7 separate regions of the Homo sapiens genome follow, and regions 2, 3, 4, 5, 6 and 7 are each linked to region 1. The links are chromatin contacts, found by Hi-C or POLR2A ChIA-PET in ENCODE. All regions are on one chromosome and are shown on one strand. Each heading gives the region's core, a stretch centred on a gene start or an enhancer-like site at or near the end of the contact. The rest is flanking DNA. Distances are from core to core; before and after follow the strand shown. Region 1 holds the start of AEN (apoptosis enhancing nuclease). Region 2 overlaps ADAMTSL3 (ADAMTS like 3). Region 3 holds the start of CHD2 (chromodomain helicase DNA binding protein 2). Region 4 holds the start of PDE8A (phosphodiesterase 8A). Region 5 has its middle 51 kb from the start of CHASERR. Region 6 holds the start of ZNF592 (zinc finger protein 592). Region 7 holds the start of CHASERR (CHD2 adjacent suppressive regulatory RNA).

Evidence for each region. A loop is a pair of places that touch in the nucleus more often than their neighbours do. ChIA-PET counts read pairs that join two places held with the same protein, here RNA polymerase II (POLR2A). Pooled maps may share reads with other maps.
Region 2: a pooled map shows a loop between it and region 1 (7-fold over the local background). The contact joins the enhancer-like site here to the promoter of AEN in region 1. A Hi-C loop is called at or near these places in 3 of 37 single-sample maps with no recorded cell type and 3 of 50 pooled maps.
Region 3: a pooled map shows a loop between it and region 1 (4-fold over the local background). The contact joins the promoter of CHD2 here to the promoter of AEN in region 1. A Hi-C loop is called at or near these places in 1 of 168 maps with a recorded cell type or tissue (naive thymus-derived CD4-positive, alpha-beta T cell), 5 of 37 single-sample maps with no recorded cell type and 12 of 50 pooled maps. POLR2A ChIA-PET finds 5 or more read pairs at or near these places in 1 of 52 experiments (Panc1).
Region 4: a loop to region 1 is called in a map of CD8-positive, alpha-beta T cell, with 16 times the contacts of the local background. The contact joins the promoter of PDE8A here to the promoter of AEN in region 1. A Hi-C loop is called at or near these places in 2 of 168 maps with a recorded cell type or tissue (CD8-positive, alpha-beta T cell and naive thymus-derived CD4-positive, alpha-beta T cell), 1 of 37 single-sample maps with no recorded cell type and 10 of 50 pooled maps.
Region 5: a loop to region 1 is called in a pooled map, with 5 times the contacts of the local background. The contact joins the enhancer-like site here to the promoter of AEN in region 1. A Hi-C loop is called at or near these places in 3 of 37 single-sample maps with no recorded cell type and 6 of 50 pooled maps. POLR2A ChIA-PET finds 5 or more read pairs at or near these places in 3 of 52 experiments (CD4-positive, alpha-beta T cell, activated T-cell and naive thymus-derived CD8-positive, alpha-beta T cell).
Region 6: a loop to region 1 is called in a pooled map, with 5 times the contacts of the local background. The contact joins the promoter of ZNF592 here to the promoter of AEN in region 1. A Hi-C loop is called at or near these places in 2 of 37 single-sample maps with no recorded cell type and 10 of 50 pooled maps. POLR2A ChIA-PET finds 5 or more read pairs at or near these places in 2 of 52 experiments (CD4-positive, alpha-beta T cell and activated naive CD4-positive, alpha-beta T cell).
Region 7: a pooled map shows a loop between it and region 1 (8-fold over the local background). The contact joins the promoter of CHASERR here to the promoter of AEN in region 1. A Hi-C loop is called at or near these places in 1 of 168 maps with a recorded cell type or tissue (CD4-positive, alpha-beta T cell), 1 of 37 single-sample maps with no recorded cell type and 8 of 50 pooled maps. POLR2A ChIA-PET finds 5 or more read pairs at or near these places in 2 of 52 experiments (CD4-positive, alpha-beta T cell and activated CD4-positive, alpha-beta T cell).

The regions. Positions count from the first base shown.
Region 1 is chr15:88,619,818-88,623,135 of GRCh38, forward strand. It overlaps AEN (apoptosis enhancing nuclease), which reads left to right and starts at 1,523. Exons shown (of 4, transcript NM_022767.4): 1 at 1,523-1,565. RefSeq lists enhancers at 731-1,404, 1,405-2,078, 1,408-1,567, 3,054-3,318 and a silencer at 1,588-1,777.
Region 2 is chr15:83,928,537-83,931,822 of GRCh38, forward strand. The region is part of intron 17 of ADAMTSL3 (ADAMTS like 3); the gene reads left to right. Among named protein-coding and RNA genes, the nearest start is that of ADAMTSL3, 280 kb to the left of the region's middle. RefSeq lists an enhancer at 1-22. Within about 2 kb of position 1,300, at least 2 of the 41 ENCODE cell types and tissues checked have a DNase peak (open chromatin) inside an H3K27ac peak, as active enhancers do.
Region 3 is chr15:92,899,074-92,902,349 of GRCh38, forward strand. CHD2 (chromodomain helicase DNA binding protein 2) reads left to right here and starts at 1,251. Exons shown (of 39, transcript NM_001271.4): 1 at 1,251-1,751; 2 at 2,094-2,226. The coding sequence starts at 2,165. RefSeq lists enhancers at 1,270-1,339, 1,380-1,589.
Region 4 is chr15:84,980,606-84,983,948 of GRCh38, forward strand. It overlaps PDE8A (phosphodiesterase 8A), which reads left to right and starts at 1,251. Exons shown (of 22, transcript NM_002605.3): 1 at 1,251-1,743. The coding sequence starts at 1,558. RefSeq lists silencers at 313-362, 683-1,172 and an enhancer at 900-1,432.
Region 5 is chr15:92,830,098-92,833,467 of GRCh38, forward strand. No RefSeq gene overlaps it. Among named protein-coding and RNA genes, the nearest start is that of CHASERR, 51 kb to the right of the region's middle. RefSeq lists enhancers at 1,592-1,641, 2,022-2,221, 2,978-3,037. Within about 2 kb of position 1,719, at least 41 of the 41 ENCODE cell types and tissues checked have a DNase peak (open chromatin) inside an H3K27ac peak, as active enhancers do; they include CD4-positive, alpha-beta T cell, where a contact is called at or near this core.
Region 6 is chr15:84,747,181-84,750,476 of GRCh38, forward strand. It overlaps ZNF592 (zinc finger protein 592), which reads left to right and starts at 1,412. Exons shown (of 11, transcript NM_014630.3): 1 at 1,412-1,484. RefSeq lists enhancers at 564-863, 936-1,775, 2,304-2,383 and silencers at 934-1,353, 1,414-1,903.
Region 7 is chr15:92,881,593-92,884,833 of GRCh38, forward strand. CHASERR (CHD2 adjacent suppressive regulatory RNA) reads left to right here and starts at 1,251. Exons shown (of 6, transcript NR_037601.1): 1 at 1,251-1,594; 2 at 1,993-2,186. RefSeq lists enhancers at 578-667, 1,093-1,734 and silencers at 978-1,107, 1,728-1,977.

The sequences.
Region 1 (3,318 bases), core at 273-2,772:
AGCATTTGAATCTGTCATTTCAAATGCTACTTAGGTGGGGAGCTCTTTATCCTCCACACCACTCTGGACATCATGATCTTCCAAATTTCCACAAACACTCCCCCACTCCTTTCTCCAGTCCTCATCCATTCCTCTCTATGCTGCAGCCAGAACAAGTTTTTTCAAATGCAGATTCACTGGTAAACTATCTATGGCTTAAATCCCTCTGCCTCCCCAAAGCCTTCAGGGGCCTGGGTAAAAGGATTGATCTCTCTTGTGACCTCATCCCTTGTCCTGCTTCCCTCAAATTTGTACTCCCATCAGAAAGAGCTCCTAGCTTATTTCTCATCACAGGTACGTTTCCAAATCACTTCTGCTTGCAAAATGTGAACTAAGAGAAGTCAGACTGCTTAGGTAAGGATCTTTGGATTCTAGGTGTTTCTCCTTAATTTAAGTGTCAATTTCCTTAACTGTAAAACTGAAATAATAGTAAGGTCATTGTACAAATTAACTGAGTATTTTGCCTGGCACATCATTCGTGCTCACATAATACGTGTGAACTGTTTATTATTGTTCTTGTTATTACTCATGTTACACTGAATTTTCTTTCTTTCTTTCTTTCTTTTTTTTTGAGACGGAGTTTTGCTCTTGGTGCCCAGGCTGGATGGAGTGCAATGGCGCGATCTCGGCTCACTGCAACCTCCGCCTTCTGGGCTCAAGCGATTCTCCTGCCTCAGCCTCCCGAGTAGCTGGGATTACAGGCTCCCGTCAACGCCCGGCTAATTTTTGTATTTTTGGAGAGATGGGGTTTCATGTTGGTCAGGCTGGTCTCAAACTCCTGACTTCAGGTGATCACCTGCCTCGGCCTCCCAAAGTGCTGGGATTACAGTCGTGAGCCACCGCGCCCCGGCCTCATGTTGCACTGAATTTTCTGTTAACCTTGCTGTTTCCCTGCTGTTAGATAAACAACTCAGGATGCTTATGTGTTTATTGTGTGCATCCCACTGCCAAGCCCACGTAGGAACTTAATACTTAGGAGTCAAGTGTTGCAAAAGAATAAATGAAAAAGCAGCGCTGACGGAGGAAACCTGACTTTCAAAGTCTCTCTTTAGTGCCTACTGTGTATATTATTTCCTTGAATCCCAGAACACCCGAGGAGGTAAGGGCCGATGTTCCCAATCTGCAGATGTGGGTGTACTCAGTAAGTCATTCGGCCTTTGGTGGTACCAGGCTTACAGGAGCCCACATCCCGACCCAGGTAGAGGAGTGGATTGGAGCCGGGGAACACTGATGGGACCGGGCAGGGACGACAGGAGGTCAGTCTCCCTTCCCTTCTCTTTAAAATTTCCCGCCAGTATGGCCGGCTCGCAGCACGAGTTACGCCCTCTTCAGGAGTCCCTCCCCTTCTGCTCTCGCCCGCCTCCCCGCTGCCAGGCAGGCTCGACCAATCAGAAGAGGTCTTGGGCGGGCGCTGCCGTCCAGCGAGCCAATAGGCGGGCAGTCGGAGCCGGGCTTGCCCGGGCATGTGGGAGCTGCCGGCTTTCCGGACGCCACGTGCAGACCGGAAGAGACACGCGGGGCTTCAGGTGAGATCCAGGACCCTGCACCGGGGCGGCGGGGTCGGGCGGGCTGAGGCCGCGTGTCCCGGGTCGCAGGTCCCCGCGCGTTGTTTCCGCCCCGGCCTGCGGCGGGGACGCCTGAACTGGGCTGACCCTGCCCTACCGGCCCGCAGAAAAGCAGGCCGGGCGCCGCCTGTCTCCAGCCCTCGCTCTGCTCGGGGGTCCAGGGCCAGAGGGGGCGGCGCTGGTCGTTGGGACTCGGCCCAGCTGCCGCGGCCAGCAAGTGACCAACGCCCGAGTCCTTCCCGGTGAGATCAGGCCTCCCACGCGTCACGCCTGGGAGAACGCCAGCCGGCGGGGAGGTCGTGCCAGGATAGCAGACTTTAGTTGTTGTCGTTGTTCCGTGGACTTTTTAGCAGCACAGGGGACCTTATCGAGCCAGGTTTTTTCAGGTTTGGGCGATTATCAGAATTGTGGCTTGAGGGTAGGGGTCGTCCGCGCTCTTTTTAAAAATCTAGATTCTCAGGCCCCTTTCCCCAAAATAGCAATTAGGACGGTGTGGGAGTGGGCCTGAAAATCAGCCTTTCATCAGATGTCATATGGTAATTAACTACATTTGGGAAGCCCTTATCTAATTCACAGCCCTCGGTTGATGGTGAAGAGACGTGACTTGCCCCAGATCATCTAGCTACTTAGTGCCAGAGGAGGGTCTAGAACTGCCCTCTGCCCTCTTGATCAGCCAGCAGGTTGGTGGCTCTCATGCCACCGAGGATTCTGACTTCTTGGTTCCTTTGGGGCCTTTGCTCCATTGACTCTGCAGCTGGGACCCTTTCTTTAGGCCAGACCCCCTCCCTGCCTGAAGGCCGGGTGTCTGACCCCCAGAGCGCTGGGTCCAGGCTAGAGAAAGGCTTGTGTTTGTCCTTGTTGAAAGGGTTGTTTTATCTGAGCGGAACTTCTCTCCAGCTTCACTGAGCTACATTTGGGTCCCCAAAGAGGTGTGTCCTTGATGACTGTTGGTTTTGACGTGTCAGCATGTAGCAGGAGGAGCCGCGGACAAAACCCCACAGAGGTAGTGAAGGAATTGGCTTTTAATCAGCTGGAAGCATCGGCAGACTAGCATCTCAAAATCCGAGCTTGTTGAGTGCACAGTTTCTGTCCCTTTTAAGGACTCACAACACTAAAGATTTTACAAGAAAGGGCCATGATTGATTGAGCAATCTAGGGGGTATGTGACAGGGACTGCATGCACCGGTAGTCAGAGTGAAACAGAACAGAACAGAACAAGAGATTTCACAGTGTCCTTCTATACAATGTCTGAAATCTATGGATAACATCGGTTGCTAGGTCATGGGTTTAATTTTAACTATCAGGCTAAGGTCAGGCAGGCCCAGGCCTGGTTTTGGGTCTGGTTTTGGGTCTGGTGCGTGGCGCCGGGCTGCCTGCCTTTGGTTTTGCTTCCTTGTTTCTTCTTAAAACAGGTACTGAGTATAAAATAATACAGAACAATATGAGGGGGAGGTCTCTTTCTCTCTTCTCTTAAGCAAGGTCAGGGTGTTTGGAAAAGGACTACTTTCCTCTCTTGAAATAGGAGGCTACAGAGACCTTTTCTCAGATAACTTAATTTCTGGCTTCTTTAAAACCTTGCCAGTAGGATCAGGAAAGCCACCCACCCTACTCCTAGCCTCAGCCCCTCACAGAGAAAGGAGGGGACTATCCGCCAGCCCCCTTTCCCAAATTAGTTATTAGCAGGGTGGGCATTGGGCTTCTTAGGCTTTTTTCT
Region 2 (3,286 bases), core at 50-2,549, 4.7 Mb before region 1:
ATATCACAGGATGAAAAGAGAGGCCCTAAGAACACTGATGAAACTCTCAGTTTTATTTTTGTGAAAATAACTGTTCCACTCTTGCTCTGGAAGTGAAGGTAGCCATAATGTGTCATCATATAATTTTTTCAGAAAAGAAAGCCAAAATATGAAACAATTTACAATTCATTCTCTGCCATTCTAAGAATTAGTGCATAAAGTTGGCATTACAACCACAATTATGTTCAAGATAAGATAACTTGATTTTATAATTTTTAATTTAAATTTTCAAGACTAAATCAAACATTTTCCCCCACTTTATCATGAAACCTGAGTTTCTTTTTTGAGTGGAATCACATAAAGTGGCCTTTTATGGTTTTTGTTCTCTGATAATATGAACTTGAGATTCTTGACCATTTACTTTTCAGTACTTGATGAATTTGTCCTAATCATGTGTAACTGCCACTGCCTTAATTCAGATATGTTTTACCTGAACTGTTTCACAAGTTTCTAAATGAACTCTTGACTCTCCTGTTTCCTGCTCTGATCCATGTGCACACACGACTATGAAAGATCTTTATCTTTCTAAGTTGCAAAATGACTGTGTGTGCCTCTGCATGAAACCTTCAACAACACTCCTTTATCTATGGATTAAAACCCACATTCTCTACTTTGGCATGTGTTTCTTTTGCCGGGGCTGCCATAACAAAGCACCAGAAACAGAGTGGCTTAAAGAACAGAAATTTATCATCTCCCAGATCTGGAGACCAGAAGTCCAAAATTAAGGTGTCCGCGGCGTTGATTCTTTCTTAGAGCTGTGAGAGAGCCTTGGTTCCATGGCTTTCTCCTGGCAGGTAACCTCTGGCATTCTTTGGCTTGTGAATGGCATTGTCCCTGTGATTTCATATTGTTTTCCTTCTCTGTGTCTTTGTGTCCACACTTCTCCTTTTCATAAGGACATCACTTATATTGGAGTAGGGCCTACTCTAATGACCTCCTCTTGATCATCTGCAAAGAACTTATTTCCGAATAAGGTCACAGTCACAAGTACTGGGGGTTATAACTTCCACATCTTTTGTGGGAAGGCAATTCAACCTATAACAGCATATAAATGCCTTTGTGACCCTGGATCCAACTCTTAAACCACATCTCCTGTCACCTCTACCACACACACACACACACACAGAGAGAGACAGAGAGAGACAGAGAGACAGAGACAGACACACACACACACAGAGAGACAGAGAGAGACAGAGAGACAGAGACAGACACACACACACACACACACTCAGACTCACCCTAAGGAACTTGCTCAGCAGCCACAGTAAATTATGCACCATGACCCACACTCCTGCTCATTCATGCCATTTGGACCTTTGCACACACTATGCCCTCTGCCTCTTAGAGACCTTCGCTACTATGACATTAGTTAATTCTCTCCCATAAAAGTAATCATTGGCTCACTTCTCACTGGTAAAATGAAGTTCAACAGAATGTGAGATAGGATCCTTACCTGAGACACTTGATAGCAAGGAACTCTCAAAAGTCAAAAGAAAATTGGAAATGGATCAGGGACATGGGATAAAGCCTCAGTTCCACGTCTCTCAAGGAATTTCAGGTGAGTTCCTTAGCTCTCTGGACCCTGTTTCTTAATATGAATAATGAAGAAAGGTGTTGGACTTTATGATCACCGAGGTCCCCTAAGCTCCAGTCTTTCATTTTTGAGTAGTGCTTTCAGGTTGCATTTTTCACTCATGTCTTCAAATTATGTCTAGTCCTTTTGTAACAATCCTTATGTCCATACCTGAGTAGTGTGACGTGCTTGGGGTTTTAGTTCTAAGGATGACAGCCTTGGTTTGACCTGCCCAGGAGGTCAAGGCAGGGTTGAGTTTAGTCAGTGCTCTTCCATTGCCCACCAAACCAGAACAAGATTTAGCAACAAATCTAGAAATTGTTTCTTAAATTTACTGAAGAAAGCTTACTGGTTTATTCATGCATCAGCCTGTGTACTGTATCCCCTTTCTCTCATCACTGTGCCTCAGCAAGAGTTCTTACACATTCTCTTCCTCAGCAATCTCTTGCCCACAGAGCTTCCAAGCTAGGAATAATAGAGCAGACAACATGTCTTGGCCACTTTGCAAAATTAAGAGTCTGTTTTTATGTGAAAGGAAATACTATTCCTCATTTCAAAGTTGCAAATTTAATAAACTTTTCAAAGGTTGAGAGTTATATTGGAAAAAAACCAGCAGAGACAAAGATTTGATGCCAAAATAAAGGTAAGTTTACAAAAATGTTTTAGGTTCTAGAAACTAGTGGTGTAGGAATAACAGGAACAGTGTGTTGCATAATATTTTCCATACAAATATTTACTGACTCCAAGGGCAATAGCAGTAAAATATTACCCCAGGGTGAAACTTACCACTGAGATTGGGTTGAACAGCCAGTGGATCTTTATTTACCCAAAGGCAAATGTATTTGATGTATTAGCCTGGGCTCTCCAAGGTGGGGTGTTGGATGTTTATTTGCTTTTATGGGGTTACTCCCCCTGATCTATCCTATAACTGCTGAGTGCCTGCTATTTATGGAGTTTGCTTTTTCCAGGAGAGAGCCAGCAGCTTGTAGAAGCATGCTGGGTTACATAATGGTCCTGCTAGTCTGAGGAGAGCCTTCTTCTCTAACAGGATTCAACACTGCTAGGGAAGAAAGGAGGAAAGCAAGAGGCAATAGTGATGTGTTTCTGTACCAGCTTGTTACCTATTTCTTGATATAAAAAACAATTCTTTATTGAGTTCATTGTCTGTGAATAAGAAATTGTTGCCCATTTCTTAAATAAAAACAGCTCCATCTCCAGTTCCTTGTGACTATAATTGATTTATCTAGCTATACACTTGCTCAAAAGATGATCATCCTGAAGTCACATCAATAAACTTACAAATTTAAGCTGAATTGTTTTAATCATGAAACAGAAACCTTCTGATTATTTAGCTATGTAGTCCAATTGTCATCCAAATATGACCCATGTATCTACTTTCGGTGACTTCACTCACATTCAAAACTTCTGGAATTTAGATATTATCAATTATAGTCTAAGTAATTGATAGACTTCCAATTAAGATGGTGTTGTAACATCATATTCTGTTCCAAATACAGATCAATGGTAGATGCAGTATAAAAGGGGGCCTATCAAAGACACAAGTAAGAAAACAACTACCTGGGCTAGGAAAGGAATGGAAACATGAGGTGGTGAATGGAGCTGCACTTGTGGTTATTTGGAGCTTGAGGTCCCAAAGCAATTGTAGCAAATGAC
Region 3 (3,276 bases), core at 1-2,500, 4.3 Mb after region 1:
AAATTTATCTTTGTGTGTAGAGTATGGAATTGAAACAGTTTGGATTATGGATTTTACCTAGATTGGACATTGTTGATTTTGTTTGGTGTAAATCTAAAGTGGATTTCTTCAGTGAGGGAGAGACATGGTTCTGGCAGATTATGTTGAATAAGGAAAGTTGATTGGATTTTTTTGGGTGTGTGAATATGCTTGTCTGAATGGAGTGCTTGGTAGGATATTGTTTCTGGAATTAGTAATTTGTTTCTGTGGATCTCATGGTTTTGATATTTAGGAGAATTTGCTTTGTGACATTACTTTGATAATTTGCAATCACGTATGTCCTATTGTTAATAACATTGTTGAAATGGGTGTATACTTACTTGATTTGAAATATAAGGGAAGTGTTGGGATATGTGTTTTCTGTTGGATTTGGACGTGGAGTTTCTTGGGTTACTGATTTAAAGGTGATCGTGTTTGGACCATACTCTTGAATTTTTGCCTGAATCAGTATGGGAAGTAAATATATTGTGATTATGAGAAGTTTCTTTGGGGGGAGGAGTGTAATATTTTCAAGGTTATATAATGGGTTAAAGAATTTTGTGAAAGAACAAAGAAAAATGGATATTCTTGAATAAAAATTGGTTGCATTAACTTTTGCTCCAGTGCAACTTGAACACTAGGGAGGCGCTCTTGAGTTGTAAAAGTTACCCCTTTCTTCCAGTGGAGATGGAAAATTCCCCCTTAAATTTTGTCTTTAGATTATTTTTAGGCATCATAAAGAAGGAAAAACTTGAATTTATATTATGAAATTAAGGTTTTACTTTTATTTAGCAATCATTTCACCCATTGGGGGATTAATTTTTAAAAAGATTAGTACTTAGCTGAGCTTTAGATTCTCTAAGAATTATCCCTTTTTCAAAATGGCTTGATAAAACACCACTTCCTGTCCAGGGAGGAAGTTATTTTAGCTCAAGGACTGAAATATTTAGCAGATCTTTAGACAAAAGGAACAAATTACATTTCTCTCTGGCTTAAAAAGGGTGCTTGAGCCAGAGGGGGTTAAGAAGCCCTCCCCCCTCCCCCTGTTGGGGTGGTCTGGAGGGGCAGGGAGGTGTGGGGGTGGGGGTCCTTAGGCTCCCTGGGATGGAGGATCTGTCTCTCTCTCTCTCTCTCCTTTTTTTTTTTTTGGTGGAGATGAAGGGGTGGGTCTATGGTACATCACCTGAGTTGTGGGGTAAATGTAGAGAGTGTCAATCAAAGGCAGAGCTCTCAGAGCTGGGAAGGAGGCTCTAGATGGCGGCTGTGCCTTAGAGAGAGCGCGCTCTGCTCCCTGCCTTTGCCTCACTTTACGCAACTTTCCCTAACTTTCGGGCAGCCTCAGGGGGCCCCCGTAGCCCCCTGCCTTTCCTAGGGACTTACTGGGGTCGATTCGAACCTTTTTTTGGGAGAAAAGCAGCTTTTAGGAGCTTTCTTTTCGTGCCTTGTTGGAAAGAAGCAGCCGTACTGAGAGCCCAGGTCGTTGTTTTTTCCAGCTTAGAAGCCATGGCGCACCTCCATTTTTGTGCGCTCTCCTAATGAGGTTTTTTTTCTTTCGGACCTGTTTTAGTATTAATTATTGCTTTATTTTTTTGACCAGTTAACATATTTGAGGGTTATTTTATTTATTTTTCGTTTTTTAACGGAGGATTTTGCCTTTATTTTTAATTATTTGGGATCTGATATTTTTCTACTAGTAGATAGGACTCTTGGTTTGGACATACTACATGGATCAGGTAAGTTCACGATCATTGGTGATAATTTTAAAGATTTATTTGTTTAAGTTTGCCTTGTTTTCTGTAAATACGAGAAATTCTTGGATGACGCAATAAGATACAGAGATTGTTATTTGTATCTAGTGTGCTACTTTGAGAAAGTTTCCTTATTGATAGTGATGCTTCCACTGTTCGGTTTATCCTGTTGTTTTTTCTTTTAAGGAAAAAATAGAAATATTTAGTTTTTTGGTGCTTACCGTTGTTGTGTTATAACAATATCGTTAACATCGTCAGGACTTTGTTCCTGATAATAAAAAGCATCGATAGAAGCCGGGACCTTACCTTTCTTTCAACTTTTGACAGTAAATACCTGGGCACAGGACTTCAAAGCAAACACAGATTCCCCCTCCCCCTTAATATTTAAGAATTAAAAGATGATGAGAAATAAGGACAAAAGCCAAGAGGAGGACAGTTCGCTACACAGCAATGCATCGAGGTATGAGCTATCAACTTTCTTCCTTTTTGTCTTTTTTTTTGGGGGAGAAACCTCAGCTTACAATTGTTTACCTTGACAGACATGGATTGCTGTCTGTTTTATTGTGTTTTTCTAATTTGGATTCGTTTTTTAAAGCATGACCTTGAGATTGCTAATATGCCACACCCTAATTTTTTGGTAGCAATTTATGAAAGTTGAGTTGTGACTTAAGGCCTCTTACAGCAGTCAAAAGGTAAGGTACCTTTATTCAAAGGGGCCTTTACTGTAATGTACAGTTTTTCTGTCAGTAAATTTCAGTTTTTAGGTTTTTGTACTGCAGAAAAATGACCTTGTCGGTTTAGCCATTGCTGCATTGCACCATTTTACATACAAGGCAAATTTTTTCTTTGAAGAATCCAGGATATCTAAACTTGTAACTGAGGGCCATAGAGAAGCCTTGTAGTAGTAAATTATAGTAAATAGACATATCAGAAAGTTATATGAATGAAAAAATGTACATTTAAAAACAAAATCACTTAAAGGACCCTTTGACTGATGCCTCTCAGTTTATATTTTTATGTGACTTTATATTTCTTTTGATACACTTGACATTTTAGGAAATTTTGATGTGATTTATCAAAACCTTTACTTGATGGTTAGAGTTCCTGCATTTATGAAATCAAATCTGTAATAACAGAAATCCTGGAATACTCTTAATATATACTTCTATTTTGTGTTTGTTACTGTGATTAATATTTGCAGTTGTATATTTTACATTTAAATTATTTTAAGGTTTGCATTTGTATGCTTAAGACATTGATTTCCTGTTGGTAGATGTATTTTATCCTCACAATTTAGATGTAGCTGCTTTAAATTTATTGATGTATTTCGACAGAGTCGTCTGGAATGCTTTATCTTCTGAAGCTTAAAAATGTACTGTTTGTGCAAATCATGATCTGTTTCACATTCCTTGGAGTACCTTGTTAGTGATGAAGTAATAAAGCCTCTAAGATGTTTTTGTTGTATGACCTCTGTATATTAATTTTTAAAAGTACATATGAATGCATTTTT
Region 4 (3,343 bases), core at 1-2,500, 3.6 Mb before region 1:
CAGCCCGCTACAGGATACGTGATGGACGCCCAGAGACACCGCCCTCCAGCTGGTGGGGGAGGAGCCCCAGCCACCAAGAAGTTAAGTGACTGGCCCAGTTCACACAGCAAGCTAGTGGCTGTGTGCGTGTCCGGGGTCCTCATGGGCCCCAGGCCTGCAATGCGTACGCCCCTTCCCCTGGCTCTGCCTTTGGGGTCTCGGACGCCCGACTAGCACTTTGGTTAAAATGAGAGGAGGACGGGCGCCTGCAGCCTGCCCGGTGCTGTAGCTTTGCGGCCGCCCCGGCGCCTGTGTAATCCGAGGCGTGGCGCGCCAGGTTTTGGCCTGCGAGGGAGCGCACGTGGGCTGCGGCTTCTCGCGGACGCCCAGGCCCCACCCACCCGGGACCCGGCGCGCGGCGCCCCAGTTTGACTTTCACTACCCCCAAAGGAGGTCTTTCCACCGGCCTCTTTTCTGGGTAACAGCTCCAGGGCTCACACTTGGTGACCCCACCGAGGTCAAGTAGCCGCTAAGTTACGGAGCCGGAATTCGAATTTGGCGGTCGGGCTTCTGGTGGCCTCGGGACGGAGGTGGCTGTGTGTCCCTGGGCAAGTCTCTTTCCTTCTCTGGGTAGCCCAGTCGGGCGCCCCGCCTGTCGTCGCCGCGCATGCTCAGTTGCGGGCGGCGTCCGGAGGAGGTGGCGGGCGCCCCAGCTGCTTTGCATTGACGCCAGCACCCGCTGGAGGTCACCGCTGGGGGCTCGGCGCGGCACGCTGCCGGCAAAACCCGGCCCGGATCACGGAGCCGGAGCCGGAGCCGTACCGCCAGCAACTCCTGGGTGCGCGCAGCCGTTTCTGCGCTTCTCGACGGTGCGGCCCCAGGCCCCGCTGGAGCCGAGCTGCTCCCCTCCCTACCCTGGCGGACGTGGCCCGGCCGCTCCGAGGGGTTTCCCTCGGACCCCGCGCCTAAACCCCGGCCAGCGGGAGCGTCTAAGGCTAGCCTTGTACCCCACCGGCACTCGGCCTGGGGGGGCTTTTCCGCGAGGCGGCGGCCCAGCGGGCGGAGCGGCGTGGGTGTCCACATCTAGGCGGAGTCTGGAGCCGGGGAGGCGGCGGCGGCGGCGGCGGGAGCGGGGCCGGGCGCGGCCGGGAGCTCGCCTCCCCCGGGGGTCGTGCCGCAGCTCGGCGAGGGCAGCGTGGCTCGCGCGGCGTGGACTCAGCCGCTCCTGGGTAAGGAGAGCGCAAATCTCCTCCCCCTATTTCCCCGGAAGCGCGGCCGAGGCGAGCCCGGCGATGTGAGAGGCGGCCGTCGGCTCCTGCCTCAGGAAGGGCATGTTCGGAGGGGCGGCCTCGGCACGCCACCCGCCTAAGCGCCCCCTTCCCACCGCAGCCGCCGCCGCCGCAGCGCCCGCACCGCGATAAAAGGGGCGGCCGCGTTTCCTGACGCGAGATCCGCGCTCGCCGCCGCCCGCCCAGGCGGCGATGACACGGCGCCCGCGGCGGCCCGGAGGCGCCGGGTGGGCCGTTTGCTGACCGGATCGCGGCTACCCGCCAGCGTGTCCGCGGCGCCGCCGCCAGCATGGGCTGTGCCCCGAGCATCCACATTTCCGAGCGCCTGGTGGCCGAGGACGCGCCTAGCCCCGCGGCACCGCCGCTGTCGTCCGGCGGGCCGCGCCTCCCGCAGGGCCAGAAGACGGCCGCCTTGCCCCGGACCCGCGGCGCCGGCCTCTTGGAGTCGGAGCTTCGCGACGGCAGCGGCAAGAAGGTAAGGGGCGCCGGGCACTCTGGGGCCGCCGCGAAACTCGGGCCCGGCCAGTAAGCAACTTTCCCGCAGGGGCCGGGCGGGGTCCCCCCCACCCGGCCTCGGTGCCCTCTTGTCCCGCTTTGGATGGTTCTGATTGACGCCAGTCTCCCGCCTTGCCGGGGCAGCGTTCAGAGAAGGACCGACCCAGGTCCCGCGACCCTGATTTCCTAGGGTTGCGATTAGGACGCCGCCTGTGTCGCGGCGTCGGTTTTTTGGACACATCCGACTCCCGGAGCGGCGGGGCCCGATGTGAAGTTGACTGAGGCGCTTGCATCAATTTCCTCTCCAAGAGCGGGTGTTTGAGGGAAACCCCCAGGATATTCTGGCGCGCCCCTGCAATGTTAAATCAGTGTGAACTTTGTTCTTTTCCTGTGGTAGAAAGGGAAGGGCGACTGGCCTCACCACTCTTTTCCCTCTGTCAGCTTTGCACATGCAGTTGCAGGTTACCATTTTCTTCGGGACTGCTAGAATGTAATCTGGAACATCAGCTTTGCTTCATTGCACATGTATTTGAGGTCCACGTTTATTAGCATACATACTGTATTTAAAGCATATGTAATTAGAAAATACTGTGAAACGCGATTTTTGAAGCATTCAGCAGAACAAAGTTAATCTTTTATTAAGCCGACTTACTGGGACATTTTGTGACTGGGGTTTTTTGTTTTTTTACATTGCGTGTCTTCTCCAGCGCATGTTGCCTTGGCTTATGTTTTGTCAAAGTTTCTGGGCTTAGTCTTTGTTGAGGTTTTCTAAAGGAAAGTTAAAAAGGAAAAAGAAAAACGTGATCATTAAGGCACACAGCAGCAGCTTTCCAGTTCTCTCATTTCAGAATTTAAAGCTGGAACTCATGCGTTGGTTTATGTTTTGTTAAACCAGTAAAAGACAACAACAACAAAATTCGTGCATGGCTGCAGATTGTTGGCTGTCATCCCTCTCATCACGACCAGTTTTTGAAAGAGTAATTTGCAAAATTTGTTTGATTTTTCCTTGCTTGCTGAGAACTGCTGAACCTCCGAAGTTTGAGGGATATAGTTTGATGTACTTTCTGTCTTACATTTCTAGCAGTCGTCATGATACTTTTTCTGTACGAAAGGGGAAAGTCTTTTTCAGTGTTGCATAACAGTTGATTTCCCCACCATTCCCATACCCTAAGTGAAAATTCAACTTTGTTCTGATTATCAGAAATTGAATTCCTTCTCCTATAGATTCTTTAAAGAAACCTCTGATGGTTTAGGCTTACTAACTCAAGGTGCTCTTAATATCAGTGTTAAGCTGTGTGTTAAGCCTACTTGGCTTTAAAAAAGTGTTACACAGGTGCATATGGAAACTTTAACAGCTTTCAAGTTTTCAGTCCAAATCTAACATTTTGCAGACTAATGTGATAATTTCAGATTACCAAAGTAGCCCTTTTATAGTGAGGGGCCTTTGTGTCTTACAGGCTTTTTTTGTGGTGGATTGGGTGTCCTAAAATTCACCTAGGTGTCTTGTAAGCCTCCCCAGTGCAGCAGCAGCTTGCTCTTGTGCTATCGCAGTGCCGTTAGGTCCCTGAGTTTTTAAGTAC
Region 5 (3,370 bases), core at 469-2,968, 4.2 Mb after region 1:
CTGTAATAATTGTGTTCTCTACAAAAATGGAGAAATACTTAATCTTTGCAGGTTTTTATTAGCTTCGAAAAAGGGAATACAAATATTTTGATACCTGACTTTATTTTAAAGATACTGGCAAGCAAGGAAAGATACTCAGTTTGCTAAATTATAGCATAGATTTGAAAGACGGAAATTTTTTTTTGTTATTTTGATTCTTTCTGATTCAGAACCTGCGTGAGTTTCCATTCCTGGGATAGAGAGCCCTGCCAAAGCCAACTCAGTCTCCTGTTATTGCAGAAATTTAAAGGTTACTTGAGCTGATTGATACCAATTAAAATAAAAGCATCTACTGCCATTTTATTAAACGCCCTATTTAATCTCCACATCCCAAGTTCATTCTCTCTCTCTTTTAAGGCTATACATGGGCCTCAACATTCTCTCTTCTTCAGTATCAGCTGTCCTCATCCCTATTCAAAGTCAGAATGACTTGGAATCTATTCAGGGCTGCTACTTAATTGGATGAAGAAAGTACTCTGTTGCATGCTAACCTCCCAGATTTGAATTAGAACCAAGGTCCTGAATCTACACAAGACCTTTTTCCCTTTCCTTTCTGCATTTATTTCTTTTTTTTCTACATCTTTCTTTTTGAATTTTTTTTTTTTTTTTTTTCTGAGATAGAGTCTTGCTCTGTCGCCAGGCTGGAGTGCAGTGGTGTGATCTTGGCTCACTGCAGTCTCCAACTCTGGTTCAAGCAATTCTCCTGCCTCAGCCTCCGGGTAGCTGGGACTACAGGCATACACCACCATGCCCAGCTAATTTTTGTATTTTTAGTAGAGATGGGGTTTCACCATAGTGGCCAGGATGGTCTCCATCTCTTGACCTCGTGACCTGACCCCCTCGGCCTCCCAAAGTGCTGAGATTACAGGCATGAGCCACCGCGCCCGGCCTCTTTTTGAATTTTTTTAAAAAAACACCTAAAGTTTAGGAAAGTATAAGAGGCCAAAGAAACAAGAGTTCAAAGAAACAAGAGTGTTATACACGCACACTTGCAGAAAGGTAGTAAAATATCTGTATAGTTCTGGCTGTCAAGCTTTTGGACTGAGATATGCGTAAGCAAGGCAAAAAGATCCCATAGTCCAGGAATATCAACCAGTCCAGTTTCCCAAGGAAACTAAAAGTAACTGAAAATGAGAAGGGTGCCATATAGGAAAATTGAAGGTGGGGCATAATTATTAATACACTGCTTTGGAAATGCTGGTATGGAAGATTCATATATGGACTTCAAAGCATACATGTCTTATACTTAGCTATGGGAAAATTATCATCAAAATCTTCATTTATACAAATCACGGGTATTAGAAATAAAATCAGGTATTGTGTACAGTCAGATCCCAGGTTTACACAAACTAGAGGTTTCAATTAAGTTTCCTTCATTTTATAAAACCATGACACAAGCTGTAAATAAAGGAGCTCTGGCTTTAGGCCTTCTTCTGTTTATAGACAGTAAATTTTAATCCTCTGTCCCTGCAGACCAACTCAAAGCAGTAACCTTGGCTACCGTTGCCGCAGAAGAAACACACCCTGCAGATTTCCAGTTCTATATTCAGTCTTAGAAAATTGGTCATGTTGAAAGGGAAAAAACAATTTTACTTTGCCTCAGTTATTGACACCAAGAAGCACTCCTCAGCCTGTTCAGAGGGGAAACAATGAGTCATTCATGCTGTCAGCCCAGGTGGTGCATGAATTCCAGACAGAGGCCGCTGAATTAACCCGTGGAGGCGTCTCTCTGAGCAGAGCCCGCAATGCGCCTGCTTGGGGCTCCCTGCAGCCTCTGGGGGAGGCAGGGCGGCCCAGAGCAGGCCTGTGCTGGAAAGGAACGCGAAGCCCTGTAACCAAGCCTGTACCTCTGCAGTGCTAGTCCCAAGGGGCCTCCGAGCTGTTTGTCACCATGTGATTGGCTCAGGAGAGGGGTGGAGAAATGAAAACACTCTGCCCAGGATATATTTAGTTGAAGTGCAGCTGGGGAAGTGCTTAAACAAGGGAGCTTTTGTCCTTATGTTGAAGTGTTTTTCTTAACTCCTCAAGGGTGAAAAACTTGAGCCACGTACTGATCCCATTCCCCCCCACCACCCCCAATATATTTTCTCTTCTTTAGGAAATGCTCTTATTCTGAAACTTTAGAATTTTCTAGGGTTTGTTGCATAAGAGGAAACTGAATAATTCTGATGCAGAACTGACACAAAATTTAAAGCACAAACTTTTAGTGGGAGACACAGTTAAGAAATTCAAATAATTTCTTAACACATTAGAAGTTTGCATTCTTGCCATTAATTTTCTGTAAGTTCAAACTGGAAATTGGCTATTTTCAAACGGCTTTACTTGAACTAATTTATGGAGTTAAAAACATAATTAAGTGTTATAAGCTGACAGAGCCCTGTTTCACTCGAGCTGATTCACGGTTTCCAGTAATGAAAGATATCCTTCTGCGCTGCTGAGCACAGCTTCTTTGCAACAGATGACTGATGAGCCGTGTAACGGCTCCTGTTCACATCCTCCTCAAAAAATGGCTGAAAACTGCCACCTTGCTGCAAGGCTTTATGTAAATACTGTATATTAGGGCACATTATCTATTATTAAGAAGTAATGTGGCTGGGCACTGTGGCTCATGCCTGTAATCCCAGCACTTTGGGAGGCCGAAGCAGGCAGATCACCTGAGGTCAGTTCAAGACCAGCCTGGCCAATGTGGTGAAACACCTCTCTATGAAAAATACAAAAATCAGCCAGGCGTGGTGGCGCATACCTGGAGTCCCAGCTACTCAGGAGGCTGAGGCATGAGAATCGCTTGAACCCAGAGGGGAGGTTGCAGTAAGCTGAGGTTGCACCACTGAACTCCAGCCTGGATGACAAAAAAAAAAAAAAAAAAAAAATAGCAACACAGGAAATATTTTCCATGAAAATTCCATTTGCAGTTATGAAGCAGGGGCAAAAACTTCTGGACAAGAAGCCCGTGGTTTTGTTGATACTAGCAAAGCAGGCTGTAATAGTGCTCTCCAGAGAAACAGAACCAGTAGGATGTGCATATTTATAGACAAAGATTTCTCTCTCTCTCTTTTTTTTTGAGACAGGTCCTTGCTCTGTCACTCAGGCTGGAGTGCACTGGCGTAATCTTGGCTTCCTGCAGCCTCAACCTCTCCTAGCTCAAGCAATCCTCCTGCCTCAGTCTCACGAGAAGCTGAGACTACAGGTGCATGCCACCATGCCCAGGTAATTTTTAATTTTTTGTAGAGATGGTGTTTTGCCATGTTGCCCAGCCTGGTCTCGAACTCCTGAGCTCAAGCCATCTGCCCGATTCAGCCTCCCAAAGTGCTGGGATTACAGGCATGAGCCT
Region 6 (3,296 bases), core at 162-2,661, 3.9 Mb before region 1:
TGGGCTGCGAGACCGAAACTCCGTCTCCAAAGACAAAAAAAAAAAACAAAAAACAATCAACTTTTCCCTTTACTCTTTTGCAGAGAGGGAGGGTCTCGCTATGTTGCCCAGGCTGAACTCAAACTTCTCGGCTTAAGGGATGCTTTTGCCTCAGCTTCCACAGTAGGACCCAACTTTCTCCTTTACTCTTGGTACTTCTTGAGCTCCAGGCCTACTTTTCTCTCTCTCACTGCCAAACATTTGAAATCATCACCCTTTATTAACTCCATTGCTTCATTGGCTAACATACTCTTTAGACAAGCTCTTCAACTCAGTTCTGTGCCTGGTGCACAGCAGGCTCCGGCTGCATGTTAGTTCCAGCCATCTTGCACATTTGCATCTCCTTCCTGGAGAAGGAATTTCTCCATGGTTAGCAGTGTGTGCTCACTCCTAGTCACCAGGGCCTCATCTCCGTGTTCCCACACCCTGACCTTGCTGCCGCCCTAATGCTGCGGACCCAGTTTCCAGGTACGCCGGGTTCTTGGAAGGTCCTGCCGGTCACCCTCCCAGCCTTCTGCCAGACTCACTGAGTTCTCACCCTGCACAGTCATCGTTTCCCCAGTAACCCTGAGAGATCTCCCAGTCTACCTCTTCGAGGCACCCGTTGCCAGTCCTCCATCTCTGTTTGCCGCGCGTCCCTCGGTTACCCCAGAGGCAACACGTCAGGCTGCCCCGCACCTCCAAGCCTGCGCGAATGTCCTTGTAGCCAGCTATGACCAAACATTTAGGGCGCACCTGAGCGCCAGGCCCACGCCACCCCTGCTTGCTTTCACTTAACAGCCTCGACTAGGCCCCCTATGCGCCAGGTCTCAGTGAAGAGGACGCAGTCCCGGGTCCTGGGCGCTCTTTGCCGGGCGAGACAGCTGCGTAGGCAGATCCTGTTCCTCTAGTGGGCGGCCTCGGCCCCTGCCCCTGCCCCGAGGCGCGTCAGAGGACAAGAGGCCCAGGTCGCTGGCAGCGGCTGCCTGCCCGACCGCACAGGGTGCCTAGCACGGGTGGCGGGGACTGGAGCCGGGCGGGGGCCGGCCGGGGTCGGGGGTCCAGCCCTGAGCGGCGCCGTCCCCGCCCCGCCCCGTCCCGTCGCGTCCCGCCCCGCCCTACCCGCCGCCGCCGTCGTCGCCGTCGCCGGGCCTGCGCCGCGCAGCCCGCCTCGGGCGGGAGGCGGGAGGCGGGAGGCCGGGCCCAGGCCGGGGCAGCCCCTCCACCGCACCGTCCTGGGCCGGTGCCCAGGTCCGAGTCGCCTTCCGCCTGCCCCCCCCCCCCCCCAATCCCCCGCCGCGGCAGCCCCAGCCAGGTCCCGCCGCCAGGCCGGCTCCCGCCCCCGCTCCGCCCCCGGAGCCGCAGCCCCGCCCGCCATCGCCGTCGCCATGTTGTGGCTCCCGCAGCCGGCGCTGGGGACGCGCGCGGCCGAGACTCTGGCCTGCAGTCGCCGCCGCCGCCGCCAGGTAAGCGCCCCCCGCGGGCCGGGCCGAGCGGGGCCTGCGGGCCGGGGCAGCCCCAGCCTGGGCCCGGGAGGATCGCAGCCGGGACCGAGTCCGAGCCCGAGCCGGGGCCCGGCCCTGCAGCCTGGCGGACCCTGGCCGCCGCCAGAGGCGGCAGCCACTTCCCCCGACCGCCGCCTGGCGGGCCCGGGCCGCCACCCCACCCCGCCCCCGGCCGTCGGGCGCCGGCCCCTTCCGCCGCTGCGACCGCCGCTGCGACCGCCGCTCCTTGGCAGGCCGGGCACGCTGCTGTCCTCCGCGCTGGGCGGGACGTGCGGCCGCCCTCGGCGATAGCCGGCGGCCCCCAGCCCGGGCACGGATAACGGTGCCACTTTCTCCCTCTGGGACGGCCTGTCAGCCCGACCGTCCCCGCCGCCCGAAGAGCTGTCGCCGTCACAGGGCAGACACTTCGGGGAACGACCCTCTTTGGCGCTCCTCAGTACTCCCCTCCCCTGAGCCCAAGTTCTGACCCTGAGGAAGGTTTCTCCCGGAGCAGACAGGTATTCCTAGAGCTCCAGAGTTGGGGTCCTCAGGGGTGACCAGGCCTGTTGATCAGGGTGAAAATTGTCTCTCTGCAAGGGCTCTTCCTGCCAACGAGGGGGTTGGCGGGAGGCTCAGTGTGACCTGAGGGAGGACAGGAGAGCGTCTGCTGGACAGATGGCCTCCTGGCCTTGGATCAGCGTTTGTGAGGGGGAGGGGTCCGTATGACCTTAGGTATGCCTGCTCCTGAGTACTGCAGGATTATTGAAGCTGTTTAGGGATTTTAAACCATTTTTTGAGTAGGCCAAAGGTGGCATTAAAGGTCCTGGATTGGAATAAGTCCACAGGCCCACCCAGGGAAGCATGTTTGGCATCCAGGACTAGTCTAGAATAGGACTGGCAGTAGAAGAATGGGACTTGGGGAGTAAGACGGTATTTGGCTTATGGTTTGCCCACTTGAGTTCAGGCCTGTGCTCATGGAGGGCCTGTAGGGTGCTTCTGTCGCGGGTGCAGTGTGGTGCACAGTGTGGCAGAGTGCGGAGGATGTGGACAGACAGATTCCTGGCCTGGTGGATGCTTGGTGGTATTTTAGTAGTCTGTTTCCTCAACCTCACTGTTACGTTACACAGTGAAAGGGGCAGAAGTGTGGTGCTAGTGCGTCCATTTTGATCATTTTCCAATTTTTCAACTAGTTGTGGCTTTGATTCATTAAATAAATTTTTACTGAGCACTTACTCTGTGCCAGGCACTGAGCTAGGTGTTGGGAGTACATTGGTAAGCCAGAAAGATACCATGTTTTAGTTCTTAGCCATTGGGAAAGTCTAATAATTAATAGTCGTGGCCGGGCGCGGTGGCTCGCGCCTGTAATCCCAGCACTTTGGGAGGCCGAGGCGGGTGGATCGCCTGAGATCAGGAGTTCGAGACCAGCCTGACCAACATGGTGAAACCCCGTCTCCACTAAAAAAATACAAAATTAGCCGGGTGTGGTGGTGCATGCCTGTAATCCCAGCTACTTGGGAGGCTGAGGCACGATAATTGCTTGAACCCGGGAGGCGGAGGTTGCAGTGACCTGAGATCGTGCCGTTGCACTCTAGCTTGGGCTACAGAGTGAGACTCCATCTCAAAATAAATAAATAGTCGTGGAAATTTATTCAACAACAAATATTTGTCAACAAATACGTGTTAGGCATTGTTCTAGATGCAGTGAACAAAGAAAGCAAAAATGATTGCCCTTGTGGTGCTTTCCTGGGAGTGGGGGAGAAGACAATAAATAAAATATATAACAAAAATATAGTC
Region 7 (3,241 bases), core at 1-2,500, 4.3 Mb after region 1:
AGAGAGCTACCTCTTTTTTTTTTCCCCATCCATTTCAGGAAAGTTTAGGTTTTCATTTTTTTCCTATGGTCTTCTTAGAGTTGTTTCCACGTTAAAGTAGGAAGAAGTAACGAAAAAAAAGTGAGATTTGCCGAAAGCAAATGAAACTTGTTTTGCCTGGTTCTCTGGAAGGAGGTTGAAAAGGTAGACTATGATTTTTCAGGTTCAAACTGCTACTCTAACAAACATTGTCCTACAGGGTGGAATCCAGTCAACCGGTATTGAGATTGATTCGCTAAGGCCTCAGGACACTGGACATTCTTTTTAATTGTTTTTTTTGATTTCCATGACGACAGCTCACAAGACACTAGACATTCTTTTAGGCTCTCAGGTAAATGCGCAACAGGCAGTCTACAAATCCACAAATAAATCGCATCTCAACTCGGATACTGGGGCTAGGGAATGTGCTGATGGTAAAACCATTGGTCCTGACTGTGTGACCTTCATGGAAGGCCTGGGTGCTTAGAACAAATATTTTGAGGATATGGCTGCTTGCCCAAGGGCTGTGGGCCTGTATCTTGTTTGCTCATCATCCTGTCAGTCATTTTTTTCTTTCCCTTTTTTTAAAGACAAAATCTGAACCTAGAAACACCGAAGCCAGAGCTTTTTCTAGACGCGAATCCACTATTTGTGCGACCCTGCACTAACCATTCTAGCCTGGCCTAGACCATACCAGGAACCCTCCAGCTAGCCTGGAGGGGTCCGCACTGCGGGGAAAAAAGCAACAGCTCAGCTCCAACCCCAAAGGTTCCATCACCAGCCAATCGTGGCCCGGGGCTTCTCAAGAAAACCAGAAACGCCTACGGACAGTGAATGGCACTAAGGCCAGCCTATCCGCACGAAGGAGGCGGAAGGGGTGGTGTTGAAATTAACCAATAGAATGGAAGAAGTTGTTGTTGGGAGGGAGGAAGACGCCAGCTAACGTGCGTGAGGCCGCTCCCGGATAGGGGATGCAGGAAGCTCGTGGAGCCAATGGCCGCGGCGGGCGGGCGGCGGCGCGCGTGCGCGTTGGCCCCCGGGCCTGCGGGCGGGAGGCGGGGATGGTGGGGGAGGGGAGCGGGCTGGAGCGCGGCGGAGCTCCTGCCGCCGCCGCAGCCGCTGCCGCCGCAGCGAAGAGGCCATGTTGTGTGGTGTGTGGGGCGGGGGGAGGAGGAGGAGGGAGTAAAGCCTAGAGAGGAGACGGGAGAGAGACACCACACACACGGCACAAGATGGCCGGAGAGGCAGCAGCACCCCGAGCTGTCAGGCGTTCCGCCGCGGCCGCGAGGCCCGCCGGCCGGCGGGGAGCTACGCCCGGACGGCCAGCAGGCCCGCGGGAGTGGGGCTGCCGCGGCTGAGGCGAGGCGGGCCGCGCGCGTCGGCGTCACAGCCCGCGGCAGAGGCGCCCAGGGCGGCCGGGCCCACGACGCCGAAAGCGCCGCTGCGGTTGCCGCCTCGGAGGCTCCCCCGGGCCCCGGCGGCTGGACCCGGCGCGGGCGGGAGGCTCGGGCGGGCGGTCCGGCCCGGGACTCGGGTTTGGGCGACCAGGAGGTGCCGGTGGCCGCGCTCGGACCCGGTGAGTGGCTCCCTAGCTCCTTTTATTGTCCTTTGTCCTTGGGAGGAAAAGCAAAATGTCCTTGAGCGCGCGAGCAGGAGGGGGCGGCGGGCCGGGCCTCGCCGCTCGGCTCTTCTCGCACTGCCCCTCCGTGGTCGGGGGCCGGCTCTCGCCGGCGGGATGCGCCTCGGTGCCCTGGGCCCGAGTCGTAGGGTCCTGGGGTAGGGGGCACGCGGGGCCCCGCTGCAGAGCCCGCGGGCGGCAGGTGGGCGGGGGGCAGCCTCGTCGCCGGGACTGGATCCGCCGGGAAAGGGGCGGCGGGTGAATGCCGGCGAGAGCCCGAAGGGGATCGGGCGTGGAGAGCCCCTTTCTGTCCTGGTGAGTTATTTTGATATTTAGGGTAAAAAAATCCCTTTCAGGTTCTCCAACGGAGGAGCTTTTTAACCTCTTTCCGGTGAGGTGGGAACTCATCTTCATGATCGAATTTAAAAGAACAATGGAACCCTGACTACGTTTCAACAAAAATAAAACTTGTTTTTTTCCCTCCTATTGGGTGTTGGCTTTTAACTCTTTCAAAGCCGATTTTGAAACGGCTGCAGTGATACATGCGAAGGTACTTGCTGCTTATTAAACCTTTATGACGTTAAGGTTGTCTTTGAAAAATGCAAGTTGGAGGAGTGCTTCTGGTATTTCAGAATTACGAAGACAAGTTTACTGTGTCGTCAAGGCTGTTTAATGGAAATAGATTTGATAATTACGGTGCTAGCTAGCTGATGACGTTTGGTTAATGTAGTTTATTTTACCGAGTAATGACGCCAAGATCATTTGATCTCCTGATATTTAAATATGATTAAATACACTGTTTGGTACTTTTTAAAAAGGTCTCAAGGAGCCGTTATCTGCAACTTCTCACACCTGAATGTTAGAACGTACTTGGGTCAATTCCTAGTCTTTAAAAGTTCATAATTTAATTATTTTTAAGAATTTATATTATCACAAGCCATGATCGAAAAACTTTCACAAAAGAACATTCTGACACCAAATCTCTTCCTGAAGTTACTTTCTCGTAATGTAAATATGAATAAAGTAGGACTGCTCTCGGTAATGGGCGATGAAGAGGAGCCATATTTGTTGCATTTGTTGCATGTATAAAAATCTAGATATGCTTAAAACGGAACAGTATTTTAAAAGTACAGGTTTCATAAAATTTAGTAGAGTTCTCTGTATAGTCTCTAATCTTAGAAAAATGTTGGAAGGGTAATTTTTAAGTGTAGTGGTTTGAAGAACAAACCAGAAGCGCACAAACCTTTGTGTATTTTAGAATATATTTGTCTTCATTCTGCGGAGCTCTTGTGTTGTAAAGGTGCAGAACTACGTAAAAATAGTGTTGGGCAGACTTACATAGTACATCTGAAATCAGATACTGGTTTATTCGACCATATTTCTAAGGGCATTTTTCCAGTAAAATTGTTTTATTTTTTGAGTAGCCTTCCTATAGTGGTACATGTTACATCAGTTGCGCATATCTTGATTTTACAGAATCTGTCTTAAGTACCAATTTTGGTTTTTCAAATCAATGTTTCTGAAATTTTTGAACACTGAAAGTGGTTTTAAATGAATATTCTGAATCTAGTTCTTTAGAATCCTCTTTGAATTGTGAAATGCAAA